2 separate regions of the Homo sapiens genome follow, and region 1 is linked to region 2. Evidence: chromatin loops called from intact Hi-C (ENCODE). Cell type or tissue: CD4-positive, alpha-beta T cell. All regions are shown on one strand. Each heading gives the region's core, and the rest is flanking DNA. Links, peaks and the distances in the headings are about the cores only.

Region 1 (9,875 bases), core at 1,037-9,036, 440 kb before region 2:
TGGGGGCAAAGGCGTGGACCTGGGGCAAGGGCCCCTGCAGAGGTCACGTGGCTTTCTGAGGGATCCATCGCAAGAAGCATTGGCCGGATGTGATGGGGTGGTTGAGAAGCCCAGGGAGGCTTCCTGGCGGAGGTGGGAGGTTAGCTGGTCACGGACAAGAAGTGGAACGTGACAGGAAGTGCAGGAGTTCGTCTCTTCCCAGGCAAGACCGTAGTGGTGAACACACTGTTCCAGTCGGCGGGCTGGGAGCTTCATCAGAGTGAGAGTGCTGGCAGCCACCACTGCTGCTGGAGCCGGGAGGGCCAGGCAGGGCCAGCCAAGCTGGACCACGAGCTGCTGCGGCAGGGCTGGGGCCTGAGAGTCCTCCGAGGGACAGGAGGCAGGTCCGCTCTCCACAGGGTGAGGGAGAGAAGGGGACCTGAGAGCGTCGGGGTAGGGCCTAGGAGCTGCACTTCAGCCATGAGGAGGGGCAGCCGTGGATGGTTTTTAGCCTGGGGAGTGACGGGCCATGCTTCCCTTTGGGACGGCCCCAGCAGGACAGTGCCTCGCCAGTCCACATGAGCCAGCGGCCGCTGTGCCATGCCTGCTCTTCCAGGCCGCCTCCACCCCCACAGCCGCGCCCCTGACTCTCGTCCCTTGTGGACATCGGCCCTTCCGACAGCTTGTGTGTGCCCCGTGATGCCCCCCCCCCATCCCCACCTAGCACTGTTCCAGGTGGGCGGGCATCCACTCAGCCTCTCCCTGGTGCTCACCCAACTCCCTCCCAGACAGAAATGAGACCAGCCGAGACACTCTGTGGGAGGCTGTCCATGAGCCCCAGAGCCCCAGGAGGGCCCTCCAGGCTGGTCCCACCAGCCCAGGGTGCAGCACCGCCTGGGGTGAGGTGGCGGCTGCAGGTGGCTGGCAGTTCAGATACTGGAGCTCCCAGTGGGAGGGATGGCTAGCCACTCACCCAGAACCTTCCCGGAATGGGGGAGGAGAGAGCCCACTTGTGGCAGCATCAACAGGATTTTGAGAACACAGTTCTGGAGCTGAAGGCCTGCAGCGAGCCTGGTGCAGGATGAGGCGTCAGACCTGGGCCCCTCCCAGGCCGCTGGGTTCCAGTGCTCCCGACAGGCCCTCTGTGCCCAACAAGCCTCACCCTGGTCATGAGGGGCCCAGGGCAGGTTTTCTTTTCAGGCTGAGAACTGGGCCTCTGGGCCTGGTGAGGGGCAGTGGCCCAGTGGTGGCCACCTCCCAAGGCTCCTCTGTGGAGTAGGACACCCCTGCCAGGAAGGGCCGGTGTCCCAGCCCAGCCCTGGGGTGGGGAGCAGAGCCTCTCCCTAGGAGCCTGGGCTTCAAGCCTTCTCTCCCCACCCAGCCAGCCTGGTGGGGGAAGGAACCACCTCGGATTTGATTGAGGAAGACGTTTTTTTTTCTTTTTCTTTCTTTATTTAAAGGGCTTTCCAGTAAAAATCGGAAAACCTGCTAGTCAAATTCTAGAAGAGCTGTGACACTGGAAAAGACATTTTTGTAGCTAAGTTCATGAACAAATTCACACGCTCCACACTGCCGCCTTCTCGGCCTCCCTTTCCCCAGCCGATCTCCATCACCTGCCCCTGCCCTCAAAGCACCGAGTCCCCCAGGGCCTGTGCCTCAGGGCAGCTGCCAGGACTGCCAGTCCCCACCAGGGGCTGTCTCCCTCCCTGGGGGACACGCTCAGAGCTGCACTGGCTGGGGAGGCTCTGGGCGGAAGGGTGGAGAGACAAAGAGGTCTTTGTGTCCCTCTGGCTGGATGGGAGGACAGACAGGTCAGCCAAGGCTGTGTGACTGGTGAGGCCCACCCAAGGTCCCAGACTCCTGCCACCACCTACCTGGGGCCCTGACATGTGCAAGACATCTCTGTGTGCCTCAGTTTCCCGGCTGCGAGGTGGGGTCAGGCCACGCACCAGCCTGCCTCCCCACCTGGCTTCCCGCCCGGCGTCACCAGCCCTCACAGCTTCATGTTCCTGCGGTTTACCACTTTGGTGTCTTTCCTGGCCCCTTCCCCACGGGCACGTGAACTCGCCGCATCCCCAGTGCTTTCACAGACTGGTGAGGGCTGGGAAGGGCAGACCCACAGAGGGCCATAGCCGTGTGGGGTGGGGCACCCAGGACTGCTGCGTGGACCAGGAGGGAGGAAGAAGACCAGAAGCCGTGTCCTGGCAGCTCGGAGGCCCTGCGCCTGCAGAGGCCGCTGCGGGGCAAGGTCAGGCGGGGCCGGGATCTGGCTCTGGCCTAGGTGAGGGGTGGCCAGGTGAGCAGAAGGAGCTCCCCAGGGCCGCCTCTGTCACCTCATTTTCCTGCCAGGCCTGGGGCAGGGAGGGTGCCCAGCAAGCATCTGCAGGCTGACAGAAGGGCATGGTGCCCGAGGCTCAGTGTGGCTGGGAGCCAGGACAGAGCCATCTTCCCGCCTCTGGGTCCCAGGCCAGCCCTTCCCAGGTTGGGCAGGCTGGGCCTAGAGAGGCACCAGGGCTCTGCTCACAGGGACAGAAATGGATGCGGAGGGCCAGCCGGGTTCCTTGAGGTCCCTCTCCCTTCTGCTGTCTCTGGGTGTACCAGTCACCCAGAGAGGGTGAGAGTGGAACGGCCGCTGTCTGGTGCTGGGTCACGGGCAGAAACAGCCTCATGGCCAGGCCACCTGATGGCCATTCCCACAGGAAGGACTGGCTTCTGTGCTGTGTCCCAGCTCTGGCATGACCAAGCCATCCTCTGACCACCAGCAGCCACGCCTGGCTTCAGAGAAGCCAGAGAGCCCAGTGGGCCACGTGGACCCCAGCGGGCACCACGTGCCAGATGTCAGCTGCAGTCAGTCTCCAACCACAGTGCCTGCGCTCTGCCCCACCCTGCCTCATCGTCCTCAGAGGGCTTAGCACGATGCCAGGGGCCCCGCCACCTGAGACCCTGAAGACGCCAAACTTGTTCCGTTCCTGCTTGTATCCCCAGTACCTAGAGCAGCACCTGGCTCAACACGCTGACACCTGTGGGTGCACTCTGCAGGTGGCGTGGGCCCCGGGGGCAGCAGGAGCAGAGCCCAGGGGGACGGTTTTGCCTCCTGAGTCGGGGAACATGCTGCAAAGCTCTGTGGGCACCTGTCTTGTGGGGCACGGGGGGTCAGCAGGAACCGGCACCCTCAGGCGTGGCTGGGTGTACATGAGCTCTGTGCGTGTGCCACCAGGATCACCCATGTTGGGGGAGTCAGGGCCCCGCTGGGTGTACCCTTTACCTGGAGCCTGGCACAGAGGCAGGGCCTTCGGGTGGAGGGGCATGCCCTTGCTGATGGCCAGAGATGAAAGTGAGACCCAGAAAGAGATCAGGAAACTGGGATGTTCAGATTCTCCCGGGGGCCCCTCCAACTCTGCTCCTCGGGCGCAGCCGGCATTTCTCTGCACGTGGGGATGTAAAGGAAAATGAAGACTTTTCAAAAGCAGAGCCCAGAGCCAGGGCCGGGCACACTGGAGGCCCTGGAAGAACTTCAGGCAGCGGGTAGGGGACAGCGCCAGGACTGCCAGGGCTTCCTGGGCCCCACAAGCCAAGGGAGGTTTGGAGGCTTTGCTGAGTGCCCCTGGGGGCAGCAGTGGGGTTGGGGGAGGGGGGTGGGAAAGGATTTGGGGGCAGTGAGGACGGCACCAGGGGATGCGGGCACCCAGGGTTCTGGCCTGGCTGGCAGGAGGAGGGGTGAGCCATGGGGGCGGGGTCACAGAAGCATGGGCAGCAGAACCCACTGGGCCTCGCCGATAGCTGCTTATTAAAGGTGCTGGGGTACAAAAATTAGCTGGGCGTGGTGGCGGGCGCCTGTAGTCCCAGCTGCTCGGGAGGCTGAAGCATGAGAATTGCTTGAACTCAGGAGGCAGAGGTTGCAGTGAGCCGAGATCGTGCCACTGCACTCCAGCCCGGGCGACAGAGCAAGACTATCACACGCAAAAAATAAAAAATGGAAAAAAAAAATTAAAAAACGTGCTGGGGATGTCAGGGTGCAGGCGTGGGGCAGCGAGGCGCCCAGCTGCCTTCTTGAGCTGTGGTCTGGTCTGGGCATTGCCTGCAGATGGCCACAGCAGGCCCAGGGTGCTCTTGGCAGCCTGGGGCTCCTGGGCGTGTGTGCCCCTTCCTCTTGCATCCTGGTTTCATCTCCCCGGAAAGGGCATCTTCCAGCCCTTAATCCTGACCCAGCCCCTGAAAGGAAAAGCAGGCATCCCAGCACCAATGTGGCTATGCAGGTGGTCCTGTGGAGCAGGCCATGGGGGCCTGGGGAAGAGTGTGCAGGCTGGACGGCTGGAGCAAGGACCCCCAGGTTGGAGCCTGGCAGGCAGGTGAGAGTCTGCAGGGCCAGATCCCACAGAGCCTTGGGGCAGCGGGCCCCTACAGGGGCAGGACTGCATCCTGGAGATCAGTGGCTCCCACAGAGAGCACAGCACCAGTCCCAGGCTTCCCCTGGGTTGGGTTCTCTTTGGGGAGCCCCCCAAGGCCTGCCCCACAGCAGCCCACCAAGTCTGGCCCAGTGACTGCCATGGACCCCACACCGGCAGTAGGTCTGTGCCAGGGCAGACCCGATAGCCCGCCCCAGGGGGTGCCTCTAGCTGAACGTGCGAGGCCTGTCCCTGCTGCAGTGGGGACCATGGCTGGCCTGTTCCCTCAACCAGTCCCAGTGCACATGGGCCCCACACAGCTCAGCATCCGCACTGGCCAGGCTGGGTGGAGGGAGGACTCCAGACAGACCCTGCTACCTGCCGCCCTCCACACAGCCCCTGGCCTGCAGGGTGGCTCACCTGCACAGCACGTGGCTCCCTGACCTTGGAGGTCCCCCAAACGCCACGCACCTGCCCCTCCAGGCCCCCACTTGCCTGCTTGGTTCTCCCATGTCTGGTCACCAGGTGGCGCCCAAGGCCAGGTTTTGCCGAGCCCAGAACACCAGAAGTGGTCCTGCCTGGGCCACGCCAGGTGCACCTGCCCTGGCCAATGGTGGACAGGTGGCCATGGCATCGCCTGAGCTGCGCTTCTGTTCTGGGGGTGGATGGCGCTTGCGCGGGGCATCCAGTGACCACCTGCTACCATCATGGGTTGGTACGGATCCCCAGCAGATCTGGCAGTCTCTAACCTACGCCCCCCAACCCCCCTAACTCTGCCACAGGCAGCCTGCCCTGCCTGCCGGTGTGGGTCTGTCATCAGGATGGTGGTGGCTCACAGCCGGCTGGCAGGGGCTTGTCCTTCCCCGTGGCAGGGCCTGTGGGCAAGGCCTGTGCCATCAGCCCTGCGTCTCTGCACAGGTGGCCCTTCCTTGGACCCTGGCCCGGCCCTCCTGGGTAATTTGTGCTCCTCTTCCACACCCCAAGCCAAATGCCACTTCCGGCAAGAAGGCTTTGGTGACCTCCCCGACCACGTCCGTGGGTGCTGACCCCATCCCTGGCCAATGGGGTCACCATACTTCACAGTGGCGTTGGCAGCAGCCAGGACAGCTCAAGTGGCCGTGCAGCAGGCGGGGGTCACTGCTGTGAACAGCCGCCCCCGGAGCCGCCTCCACACCACACAGGGCAGCTGGCGGGCGGGGTGTGGGGCTGTGGCACTGGCTGCCTTGTGCTTCGCTGGTCCCAGTGGGGGCTCTGGGTGTGGTGATGGAGAATCAGTGCCTGCCCTCCAGCCTCGCTTCTTGGTGGCGGAGACCTCTGCCCACAGCGAGCCTTGGCGCATGTCGCTGCAGCTGCAGGAACAAGCCAGGCCCCCGCGCCCTGGCCTTTATGCCCCCGAGTTCTCCCTGTCTTGCCCTTTCTCCTTCATTGCCCTAAAAGACCTCGGTGCCAGCAGACACACCTGCCACAGGGTCACTGAGGCAGCTGCCTCTGTGAAGCCCCCTCTCCCTCAGGAAGCTGTTTGGGGCCTCTCGGTACCCACTCCTGCCCTGCCCCAAACCCAGCCCTGCCTTCTGAGAGCACCTCTGGGTACCTCTCATACAGCGCCGCGCTCAGGAGGGCTTCGGGGGGACTCAGCGGCTTTGTGACGAGGGCCCTGCCTGTCAGCCTCAGCTCCAGCCTGTCCCAGGGGCCTCAGATTCTAAGAGGCAGCAGCGTTTACCCCAAAGGACAGATGTGCTCCTGAGGAAGCCACAGCCTCTGCGGCAGTGCCAAGAGCCATGGGCCTCCTGTTGGTAAAGGGACCGCCGGGTCCCTGTCCACCGGCCCCTCAGGAGCCGGTGGCGGCACGCGTGGGGCAAGGACCTCGGCCAGCTCTGTGCCATTGGGCTGGAGGCTGAGGCATGGGTCAGAGGGCCCAGCTGTGGTCTTCAGAGAGGGCCTGGGTGTTCCCTGCATTCCCACCCTGCAGCCTATAGCCCGTCACCTCTCCAGGACGCCAAGTGCAAGGAAGCCGTCCCGCCCCTTGGTGGGGTCGTCATCAGCAGGTTTCAGGGCAGCCAGGGAACCCGGGGCCATCTGTCTCCCCGGACACCCAGGTTCTCCACCCTGTGACATCAGCTGACAACAGGAGCCAGGCTGGGCCACCCAAGGCCTCTTGTGCCTCAAGAGACAGATACCCTCCTGCCACACCCCGGCAAAGCGTCGCTGCCCGGCCCCCTCCGTGCCATCTCTAGGCCACTTTGTCCTGCGTGTAGGGCTGGTGGTGCTCACCCCACTGTGGGGCTGTGAGCATCCAATGGGGCGCTTGGTATCCAGTGGCCGGCGAGGCGCTGGCCCAGCAGGAAGGGCCCAGCCTCAGCTCGCCGGCATCAGAAGTCCCAGTCCTCCCAGCACAGGGCCTTGAGTCTGTCCCACAGGCCCAGCGGTGGGGAGTAGGGTTCAGGTTGGCTTGTCCTCTGAATTCTAGGCCCCCAGCCTCCTCCTCAAGGTCAGCAATGACCTCTCAGTCTCAGCAGGTGGCTGAGATGGGGCAGCCCCTGGCCTTGCACGTTCATGCCCACCACCACGTGTGCTCTGCTCGGAGGCCGCGCACTGGCCTGGGGCCCCTGGGGCCTGGGTGTGAACCTGGAGGCTGCAGCCCCAGGGCACGCTAAGGACTGAGCGCCTGCCTGTGGCTGTGGGGTGTATGCATGTGTGTGGCATGTGTACATGTATGTGTGAGCATGTGCACATTCCTGTGTGTGTGTGTGTGCTGCGTGGCTGTGAGCACGTGTGTGCTGCGTGGCTGTGAGCACATGTGTGCTGCGGGTTTGAGGGTGTAACGAAGTGGGACAATTAGTCTGCCCCCCAGCAGCCTGTGGGTGGAGAAAGCTCTGAGGCCCCCCGACTGGGATGGGGCCCTGCCAGGGGCTGGGAGGGCCAACTGGCAGGCTCTGCGTCCTGGGAACGCGCCCAGAGGAAGCCTGCACGGGCGGCGGCGGCGCCATAGCAACGCGCACAAAGCGCTGTCCTACTTACACCCGCCCCCGCCCATCTCGCTTCGCTGCAGGGGAGGGGGCATAGGGCCTCTGGGGCTCCTGGGGGAGGGGGCATAGGGCCTCTGGAGCTCCTGGGGGAGCCACGCACCCCGGCCTGTGGTCGCTCGGTGCCCCAGAAGCCTCAGGCCTCCTCCTGGCCTGGGCCAGGCCTGCAGACACTCCTGCCCATCCACACACGGAGGTAAAGACGGGGTGCAGGGAGGTCCAGCACCCAGCAGGTGCCCCCCGCCCTGGGCAGCTGTGGACCTAGTGGCTCTGTAAGGCATTGACGGTTTCCCAGCCCCGGAAATCTGGGAGTCTTGGCTCTGCTGATGACTGCAAGGCAAGCTCAGGCCTCAGGTGTCGGGGCTGGAGGTCAGGCCAGGAGCTGCTCGCATGCCCTGCTCACAGGACGAGGCCCTTCACACCCTCTGCCCTACGCACTTGGCCTTCTGTCATCCGCATGGCCAGGACACCTCTGGGCCTGGCAGTGAGCCCTGCTGACCAGCACACCCCGTGCCTGCCTCCCGGACCCAGCCTGACCTGGGCCTGCTGCCTCCTCCTGCAGGAAGCCCACGTGGTCTGGCCTGATGTGCTCAGCGCCTTGGGGATGGAGCACGTGCCCAGTGCCTGGGAGGCAGAGGAACAGGCCTTGGGAGCTGGGCCTGAGTAGCAGTGGACATCTGTGGGACTCTCAGGCCACCTGTCTCTCTGTGCTGGCCACACTGCTCTCTGCATTGGCCACCCTGGGCCACTAGGCCCTAGGCCTCAAGACAGGGTACAGGGAGGTGGTGGGGGGGGAACAGTGTCCTGCGGGGGGCCAGGAAGCCAGGCCGAGGGCCAACAAGGCTGTGAGGACGCTTTGTGGGTCACCTGGACCCTGGGGACGGGAAGCCCTTGGCCACACATGGGGGGTGGGTGTCACTCAACACCACGCATTGAAAATCAGATATTTTCCTGAGCTCTCCTGGAGGCCTGGGGTGGCCTGCTGCGTGCACTTGGGCTTGGCGGCTGTGGCCGCTGCCCTGCTGGGTGACCTGCTAGGTGACCATGCTCAGCAGGGATCTTCCCGCCTGCCCCAACCCAGGCCCTGGGGCTTCTGGGCAGCTCTGACTCGTCTGTCCTAGTTCCCCCTCCAGACTGGGCACCCCCGCCCCTCACCCACTGCTCCCTCACCCATCAGATGCATCCCCTCTGTGTCCCCAGGGCCCTCACAGGGCCTGCCTGGGCCAGCGCCCAGCAGCCATCTGCAGAATGAAGGAATGGGCTGAATGAACGAATGAAGCTTGAAGGGGCGGCCCCATGCACCCCATGTGTAAGTTGGGGGCTTGGTTATCTGTTTGCACCAAGTGACCCTCTCCCAGGGTCAGAGTAGTTGCCGTCCCCTCCCCCACCTCGGCCCCCCCTAATTTATGCTACGAGGGGAGCCAGCCACTCGCTGGTCCCCTGCCTGGCAGCGGCTTTGTCCCCAGGCGGATTCCCAACGGCTGCCTTTGGGAAGAAAGGGCCCTTCTCCGGCCGGTGGTGAGGTCACCAGGAGGGGCCTGGCGCACACAAAGGCCGCCCTCCCTGCCCCGCCCTGCTGGCAGCTGCCTCTTTGTCCCCAGGAGAGACGCTGAGGGGCCCCAGCTCAGCCTTGGAGGAGCCTGGGCTTCCATCCCAGGCGGGGCACAGAGCGGGGGAGCAGCAGGAGCAACCCCAACCCTGACTTTGCTCCTGATCAAGTGGCAACACCTGTTGAGGGGCAGCCCCTCCAGAGGGGGAGGGGCTGTGTCCAGCTGTCCGCCCGGGTCCCCAGGAGAGGCAGGCAGGCTTCTGGGGGTGGGGACGGCAGCTGCAGGAAGGGGTGAGGAACCTGAGGTGTTAGGAGCTGCCTGGGCAGTGTGACCCTGGTGATGGGGGCTCTGGGGCAACCATCCAGACGTGTGGACCAGCTGCTAAAACCATGCCTCCCTGCCGTGCACGCGGTGGAATGAGGGGCTGGCAGGCCTGGGGCACTCCTGGGCACTTCCAATGCCAGCCTCAAGGAGACTCCCACGAGCCCAGTTCGGGAGCTCCTGAGGGTACCCCTGGGACGGGCAGGGGACTGAGGCTCAGAGAGGGCAAGGCCTTTGGCCAAAGCCCCGCCCAGGGTGGTAGGGCTGGGACCCGCCCCTGCCCCAGCCTCCCTGCCTTCCCCAGGCAGAGCACAAAGGAGGCGTCCCTCCCCATGGAGGGCACTGGATACCTCCTGGTGTGGGGCAAAGGGCCCAGTGAGGCCAGCGAGGAACGGGTGGCAGAGACCAGAGTGGCAAAAGCCATGCAAACAGAGCAGCGGGGGCTGAGACCACCGGAGGGTGGCGGCACTGCCCGGCGGGTTCCACTGTGTGTTCACGGAGCGCCTACTGTACGCCTGGCTCACCCAGGACGGAAAGGAACTGTGTACACTCTTGGCCCACACGGAATGTGTGCTTTAGCCGGGACCCTGGGTGCCACTGCAGACAGCAGCTGGGGT
Region 2 (8,000 bases), core at 1-8,000:
TGGAGAGGGAGGGAGGAGGGAGACATGGGGGCAGGGTGGAGAGGGAGGGAGGAGGGAGACATGGGGGCAGGGTGGAGAGGGAGGGAGGAGGGAGACATGGGGGCAGGGTGGAGAGGGAGGGAGGAGGGAGACATGGGGGCAGGGTGGAGAGGGAGGGAGGAGGGAGACATGGGGGCAGGGTGGAGAGGGAGGGAGGAGGGAGACATGGGGGCAGGGTGGAGAGGGAGGGAGGGAGGGAGACATGGGGACAGGGTGGAGAGGGAGGGAGGGAGGGAGACACGGGGACAGGGTGGAGAGGGAGGGAGGGAGGGAGACATGGGGACAGGGTGGCGAGGGAGAGAGGGAGACCGGGGGACAGGTGGTGGAGAGGGAGGGAGGGGGTGATGCAGCTGCGGGTGACGGGGCCAACGGGGTTGGGGAGTAGTTGGAGGGGAACTCCCAGGGTGATGTAAGGGCCACTCTCTCTGAGCCACAGCCTGGAAGACAGGCCTGCTGGGGATGGGGAATCCTTCCCCACCCCATGGCAGGGTGGCCTGGGGAAGGGGATGAACCAGGGGCTTTCTGTGAGCTCCACATCCCAGAATCTCCAAAAGAATGGACTTGGAGAGATTCGAGCTGGGATTTCCAAAGGCTTGGATGACTCACCGACCCCCCAGCACAACCCGGGATCAAAACCTCCTTCCTCCTGACCAGGTCTCAGAATCCCCTGGCTTTCAGAGAGGGCTTTCTCCCCAGGGGTGGGGGGTCCGCCTCCCCCTCAGATTCCAGGACTGGAGGCGTGCCCACCCCTGGTGGGGCTGATGGAGGATGGCCAAGAGCAGATTAGGAGAAGGGGCTCTCTCCATTCCCCCTCCAGCCTTGAGGGTCTGAGGGTCCAAGGCCTACCTCCTGCCTCTGGTCTTCAGGCCCCTGGGCAGTCAGGTCTGGGCTGGGGTTGCTCCAATACCAGCCCCCTTGGCCCTGAAGCTCTGGTAGGAAGCTAGTGGAAGCAGGTGGGGTACACACCTGATGTCGGGGTAGCTCCGGATAAGAGTCTCCAGGTGCCGCTGGATGTCATCTTTGTAGGTCTCGCCCAGGATCTCAGCCACGCACTGGATGGCTTGGTCCAACCATGTGGCCTCGGAACCCTGCGAGACAGAGCCACCGCCTGCCCCAACAGCCCTCTCCCCACCGCTGCTCCAACTCCTGCAAGAGCGCGAGGTCAGTGCGAGGTCAGCCCTCCCGCAGCGTCAGCCCTCCTGTAGTCACTCTGGCTCGGTGCCGGGACTGCCTCCCCCAAAACAGAACGGGAGCGTGCCTGGGCACCGAGGGCTCATGGGCTGGCTACACAGCCTTCATCTCCCCTCCGATCCCATCCTGCTTGGACAGGAAAACCGAGGCCAGCCTGAAAGCACTGCTAGGGGGCAGACGAGGGGTGTGCAGGGGCGCTGGTGCCTCCACTCTGAGGGCTCTGGCCTGAGGTGGGGGACACCTCCCAAAGGCCCTGACCGTGAGATGGGGCTGTGACCCTCGCCCCTTCCCCGCACCCCTGCAAACTGTATGCAAATGTATGCAAAGTGCCGCCCTCCCACCTGGTTCCCTCCACCCCCCAGCCCCACAGGCGCCCCAGTCCCTGTTCCACCTGATCCAGAGTGGGGAGAACCACTCCTGCCAAAAGCCCTCCCGGCGCTAAGGCCCTAGTCACTGCCACCACTCCCCACACAGAGGCGAGCACCGAAGGGCAGTCATGCCGCCCCTACCAGGCCCTGGAAGGTGTCGCTGATGGCCTGGGCATCCAGGCTCATCTTCTGGGAGCCATGCATGCGCTCCATGCCCCGGAACCGCTCCCGTGGCCTCAGCGCCCGCGCCAGGTACTCGCGGACCACGAACCGGTGCACCTCCTGCAGAGTCTCCTGGGCGGCCCAGGGTCAGGGTCAGGGTCAGGGTCAACAGCCCCAATCCTGGGCACAGCCCTGCCAGGGCCCTCCCCCTTGTGGTACCTGTGCCCGCGGCCGGGCCACACGCTGGAGATGACCGGCGAAGGTCACCACCTTGTCCATGAGGGGATGCAGCCAGTCCTGCGTCAGCCAGTCCCTGGTGCACACAACCCTGAAGAGCGGCTGGGGACAGAGGGGCTGGGAGTCTGCAAATGTGCACTACGCCCGCAACGTAACCCCTCCCTCGAAGCCCAGTGTGCCACTCCTGACCCCTTCCCTCCTGGGTTTGGGGTGCCATTCCCTCTCCTAGCCACAGGTTATGTCACGAGCCCTTTCCCAGAATGCCTCTCCCAGGCCCCAAGCTCTAGGGGCAGGGTTTGAGTCTGTGCAGTCAGATCTGCTCAGGGCATGCCCTGGAGAAGCCTTGAGGGACTGGGTGAGGACCCTGGGCCTGGATCCGTGGACCCACCATCCCAGGCTTCGGGGGTGACCACTAAGAGCTGGAGACTGAAGTGAGAAGGCAGGCGTCTCCCAGCCGCCCCTGCTCAGCTGGGACCTCACCTGGGTCCCCTGCCCACTACCCTACACACACACCCATGAGCTCACCCTGGAATAAATGAATGCTGTGACCTGGGCCCCCAGGCTCTAGGAAATAGGGGGTGCCTGCTGGGCATGGGAAGTAGGGAGAGAGGGCCTATCACAGTCACCTGCAACTCACGCTGCAAGCCCTGAAGCAAGTGCTTCTGGAAGCTGCAGGTGGCCGTCACCAGGGGCTTCTCCAGCTCCTCTTGGGTTCCTGGGAACCTGGAGAGAAGACTGGTCCTGGGGAGGGGCCAGGACCAGCGATGAGGTGGGCAAGGGAGACCAGGCTGGGGAATAGAGCCGGGCACACAGCTCCACTCACTTAGACTACAATGTGAAGGGCAGCCCGTGGGGCTCCCCATTGTAGCTGTCTGCGAGCAGAGTCAAGTGGGGGACAGCACAGAAGCCCAGGGAGCCAGTCACAAAGGGGTGGGTCAGGGGTGGCTGACCCGTTCCCCTCTGGCAGCTCTGGGACAGACCTTCCATCCCTCTTGGTGATAAACAGTGCGGCATAGCCATGCCTGGAACATACCCTACCCTGAGCCTTATAACTGCCCCCTGAAGGTGACCATGTCCCTATTTCACTGTTGAGGAAACTGAGGGCCAGGCTATACGCAGTCCCCGCAGCCAGGGACACAGTAGAGCAGGCTGGAGTTCCATCAAGGGTTTGGCCAGAGGCTGCCTACCAAGGGGCAGAGAACGCTCCCTGGAGCTGAAACCCCAGGGTCCCAGCACCAAGGACAAGCCTGGCACAGATTAAGGACGAGAGTGTTGGAGAAGCAGTGCCTGATGGTCATGCTTTGGATTTAGGCAGGCCTAGTTCAAGTCCCAGCTCCACCACTTCCTGGCTACGTGGCCACGGGCAAGTGGCACCTCCTTTCCAGGCCTGTGCTCTGCACCTGTGCGTGGGTATACTGCGCTTGGGATGAGACGTGTCAGGCAGGGAAGGCACCCACAAAGTGCCTGGCACTGAGAAGTGCTCACAAAGAGCCAATGGGAACTGAGTCCCCTGAGGCACAGAGGTCCCACACCACCCCAGGGAGCAGGTGCTCTGATCCTATTTGACAGGTGGCAAAAGAGCCACAGAGGGGAGGTGGCTTGTCCCGGAGCACACAGCCAGCAGGTGGCACAGCTGTTCTTTGAAGTCAGACAAATGAGAAGTACTTCGGGACACTAAAATTTACACACTTTTAAAAAAGGATAAACCCAGATGGGGAGGCTCAGTCTGTGCCTCTGGCGCTGCCGCATCTGCTGAGGCCTGGCCTGGAGCTGAGGGCACGGAAGGCCAACAGCTACTGCCAGCCCACAGGGAGGGCGTCTGCCTTCTGGGGACACAGAGACCCAGACCTCACCCCAGCAAAGCCCAGGGTGCAGGCTGAGGGAGGCTTCCCAGAGAAGGAGGTGTCCCAAGATGGAAGAAATGCTGCCTGGGATGAAGGGAGGGAAAAATGGAGCCCAGGGCAGCAGGCAGGGAGCTGGAACCCCTCGGCCTCTGCTCAGCCTTGAAGAGCCATCCACACTCCCCCAGGGCCCCTGCTCGGATGGACACACACACACAAGACACACGCATCTAGGCTCTGACACACACACACCACTCAGCTCCACCCCTACACGCACATGCATAAACACCTCTTAGCTCCAACACACACACACACACACACACACAGCCCTCAGCTCTGCCAAACACGCACACACACAGCCTCAGCTCTCCACGCATGCACACACAGGCACACACCCTCAGCTCCATCACACACGCACACACACCCCCCAACTCTGCTACACACACACGCACACACACCCCTCAGATCCACCAACACACAGACACAAACACACACACACACTCCTCACCTCTGCCCCCTCCACGCGCGCGCACTCCCCTCCATCCAGGTTCCCGGCGCTCGCGCGCCCCCTGCTGGCCACGCTGCGCCCGCACAGGAGCGGGCGAGCCCTACCTGAGCTCCTCGCAGGCGTTGATGTAGGCGCCCAGGTGCGGCTCGCTCACCGCCTCCGACGCCAGAAAAGCCTTTTCAAACCTGGGGCGGGATACACAGAGCCTTTGGGGACCCTCCCTAGCTGCGCGATGACCCTGGGTCCACCCTCCCAATCAGGTCCCTACGCAGACTCCTCCCTCCCACCTGCAGAGCGCACCCGGCCAGGTCGCTCCCCTACTGAGGATGCGTCCGCACCTGGGCACGAAGAGGCCGAGCGCCCGCGTGCAGATTCGCAGGGTGGTGGCCTCCAGCTCCGCGGAGATGGCGCCGGCCGCCTTCACGTGCTCGGCCACGAGCTGCGAGCGAAGCCCCGCACTGAGCGTGCCTCCCAGCCCCCGACCTGAGGCCGCGGGTCCCCTGGTAGCCCCCGCTGCGCCTCCAGCCCGCCCCGCTGTGCCTGTCAGTCTTGGCCCCTCCAGCTTTCAGCCGCCCAACTGGAGAGTCAACTCCCGCAAACTCCCATCCAGCAGCCTCCCTGCCCGTCGGCGCGCCGGGGGTCCCCGATTTCCCCCCGCGTGGGGCCTCAGGCTCCCATCTAACGGAAGGGTTGGTTGGGACTGGATAGGAATTCGTTCTGGAAATCGCCACCGTGTGCGTGAGGCTTGAACAGACGCCCCTTCTCAGCCCCTGCTCCCGGGCCGCACCATATGGACGTCCATGGACAGCGGCGCCTGGTAGAGGCCCTGCAGCACCTCGGGGACCTCGGCGGCCGCCCAGTGACTCTGCTCCAGCTGCAAGATGCTGTCGAAGCAGCTTGCGATCTTGGCCTGGGGGGAGAAGGGATGGGCCGTGGTGAGACCCTCCCAGACCCCGTCCCGCGCCGTCCGGGATGAGGGCCGCCCTGTCGGGTCACAAGCCCGCGCCGGGGGCCACAGGGTGAACCAGAGCCAGCTCTGGCCGCCGATAGCCTGGGCGCCGCACATCCCCCCAGGGCCCGCCCCCTCCAGCCTGGCCCGCCCAGCCTGACCCGCCCGGCCTGACCTCCAGGAAGCTGGTGTAGTCGCTCTCCAGTCGGGCCCACACGTCCGGCGCCAGGAGCGGAGGCAGCGGCTCGGCGGGCAGCGCCAGCCCCGGGGCGCCCAGGAAGTCAGGACTGGAAGACAGGGCAGGGGGCTGGGGGCGGGAGCGGCTCTGATGCGGCAGCCGCTGCCCCTCTTCTGGCCAGGCTCAAAGTCTAACGCCAATCCCGAACCTGGGCATCTGTACACACACACACACACACACACACACACACACGCGCGCGCGCCTCTAGGCTGCCATGCCACACCCCCTCCCGGGAAGCCTCTGACAGCTGGGTTCCTGCCTTCCTGCAGAACGCTGAAGGACGGCTACCCAGATGGCACTCCGCCCTCTCCTCAAACACAGCTCAGGAATCGGCCACCCTCCAACCCGCAGCACGGAGGCCCACAGCAGGGCGGACACGGGTCTGACCCCACACAATTTAAGGAGCAATTTAAGGAGTGCGGGACTTCAGGCAACCTCCCCCACCTCCGTGGGCGCTCCTGCCGGTGGGGCTGGGAACCGCTCCGCGGGGAAGGCAATCCATCCTCATCCCAGGCAGAGAGCGGGAGGTGGCCGCTCCCCGCAGGCTGTACCCTGAACCCAGATGCCCGTCTGGCCTAACGGGGTGCCCTTTTCTTTTTTCTTTTCTTTCTTTCTTTCTTTTTTTTTTTTTTTTTGAGACAGAGTCTTGCTCTGTCGCCCATGCTGGAGTGCAATAGCGCGACCTCGGCTCACTGCAACCTCCGCCTCCCGGGTTCAAGCGATTCTCCTACCTCAGCCTCCGGAATAGCTGAGATTACAGGTGCGTGCCACCATGCCCGGCTAATTTTTGTAGAGACGGGGTTTCACCGTGTTGGCCAGGCTGATTTCGAACTCCTGACCTCAGGTGATCGGCCGCCTCAGCCTCCCAAAATGCTGGGATTACAGGCGTGAGCCATGGCGCCTGGCCAAGATGTGCCCTTTTCTGATGCGCCCAAAGGCACCTGGTGGAACCAGCACAGGCCCTGCTCCCATGGGAACCTCCCCGCGGAAACTTTTCAAATTCTGGAACTGTGTATGGGTGACCCCTAGAAAACCTGGGGCGGGAGCGCCCCACGGCCTAACCCGCCGAGGAAAGCATGTCGAAGCCCTCGGCTCTCAGCCCTCTCCCAGGGAGGGAACAGAGAAGAAAGGTCCGGTGCTCCTCAAAGCCGGCTCCCCAAGGCCTGCGGAGGAAGCGGCAGCTGTCCTCGCCACTGGGCGCCCTGGCCGAGACTCACCTGCCGTAGACGTTGGCGGCCCAGTCCAGCAGGATATAGAGCTGCTCGCAGCCGCGGGCGTCGCGCGCGAGCTCCTGGAGGCGCTGGGCCACGGCGCTGTGGAAGGCACGCAGATAGACCTCCCACGCTGGGAAGCCGGCCGCCGCATACGCGGGCTGCACCTCCTGCCGCACCTTCTGCAGGTCGCGGCGAACCAAGCCACCCAGCTCGGCCAGAAGCTGGGCCAAACCCGACGCGCCCTCCGCCTCCCCGAAGGCCCACCCCGCGCCCGGCCGCCGCACGCGCTCCTGAGCGCTTCGCCGCACCGCCTCCTCCCAGTGCTGGCGCCAGCGGCGCGGCGTGCGCAGGAAGTCGCCGTCGTCGGGGGGAGAAGGGTGGGCTTCCTCCTCCGCGCTCACCACGCGGGCCAGCTCGGCCAGCGCGGCCGCGTCCACACCGTCGCTGTCCAGCGTCTCGCGCACGATGGCGCCGATCTCGGCTGCCAGCCCGTCGTAAAGCAGGCACACGTCCATAGCGCGCCGCGCGAAGGCCGTAGGGTCCTGCTCAAAGGTGCGCGAGGCCTTCTCGGCCACCAGCAGCGTCTCCAGGCGCAGAAGCTGTTCGAAGGCCGCCAGCAGTTGCCGTTCAGTAATGAGGTCGGCCACGGATTTGCCTTCTGCACAGGCGGGCGAGAAGGGCGGTGAGAGGGACCGCCCCAAGACCCGAACCTGGACGAAGACCTGCAGGCCACGGCTCAATCCATCGGGGCTGGATTGTCTGTCCTCTGCCAGATGCCCCAGCACAGCTGAAGGCCTGCTCCAGGAACAACAGGCCCCAGCTGCCAGGAGCCCTCCCTTAGAGTCACCTTTGAAGAGGCAGAACCTGGGGCCCCAAGCCTGGCTGAACAGAGCAATTTGGGTCAACCCCTACCTTCCGCCTGGATCCCACACCCACCTTCCACTCCCGGCTGAGCCGGACCTGATAGCCTCATGCTCAGCCCTGATTGCAGGTCTAATAGGGTCGGAGCTCAGGCAGGGCGTGTCCTGCCCGTGTCCAGCTTTACATTCCTGCTGCTCCCCACTCTCCGCCAGCCTCCACCCGACAAGAGCTCTCCACCTCCATGTCCCCCTCTTCCCACCCCAGTGTATCCTCCTCTGGGCAATCCCCCTGACCTCCCCTCCTGGTACCTCTGCGAGCCTTGCACCCTCTGCAACCCTGTGATCAGCTGTGTGCATGGCCCTAGTTTGACCAGGAGCCAGGCTGTGAAAGGC

Evidence for each region. Hi-C counts contacts between places; a loop is a spot of excess contacts. Peaks named below come from ENCODE experiments on the same cell type or tissue, not always from the same donor. Only the 100,000 strongest peaks of a DNase experiment are listed, where the experiment ranks them.
Region 1: it touches region 2 in a loop (27-fold over the local background); 3 of 110 quality-filtered maps call a loop at or near these places.

The regions. Positions count from the first base shown.
Region 1 is chr14:103,541,968-103,551,842 of GRCh38, reverse strand. It overlaps LOC124903392 (a long non-coding RNA gene), which reads left to right. Exons shown (of 2, transcript XR_007064357.1): 2 at 203-9,875. It also overlaps the pseudogene RNU7-160P. Among named protein-coding and RNA genes, the nearest start is that of BAG5, 16 kb to the left of the region's middle. RefSeq lists enhancers at 4,579-4,628, 7,574-8,295, 9,018-9,737 and a silencer at 4,869-4,918. In CD4-positive, alpha-beta T cell, for the core only: CTCF peaks have their summits at 4,683 and 4,893 (motif pointing right); a DNase peak (open chromatin) is centred at 4,892.
Region 2 is chr14:103,101,523-103,109,522 of GRCh38, reverse strand. It overlaps EXOC3L4 (exocyst complex component 3 like 4), which reads right to left. Exons shown (of 12, transcript NM_001077594.2): 3 at 6,751-7,405; 4 at 5,471-5,582; 5 at 5,134-5,256; 6 at 4,685-4,785; 7 at 4,451-4,531; 8 at 2,624-2,738; 9 at 1,980-2,099; 10 at 1,740-1,892; 11 at 1,006-1,127. Among named protein-coding and RNA genes, the nearest start is that of EXOC3L4, 11 kb to the right of the region's middle. RefSeq lists silencers at 386-445, 4,181-4,340 and enhancers at 616-695, 4,215-4,965. In CD4-positive, alpha-beta T cell, for the core only: a CTCF peak has its summit at 4,393 (motif pointing left); DNase peaks (open chromatin) are centred at 452, 3,612, 4,402 and 5,749; H3K27me3 peaks cover 2,491 bases.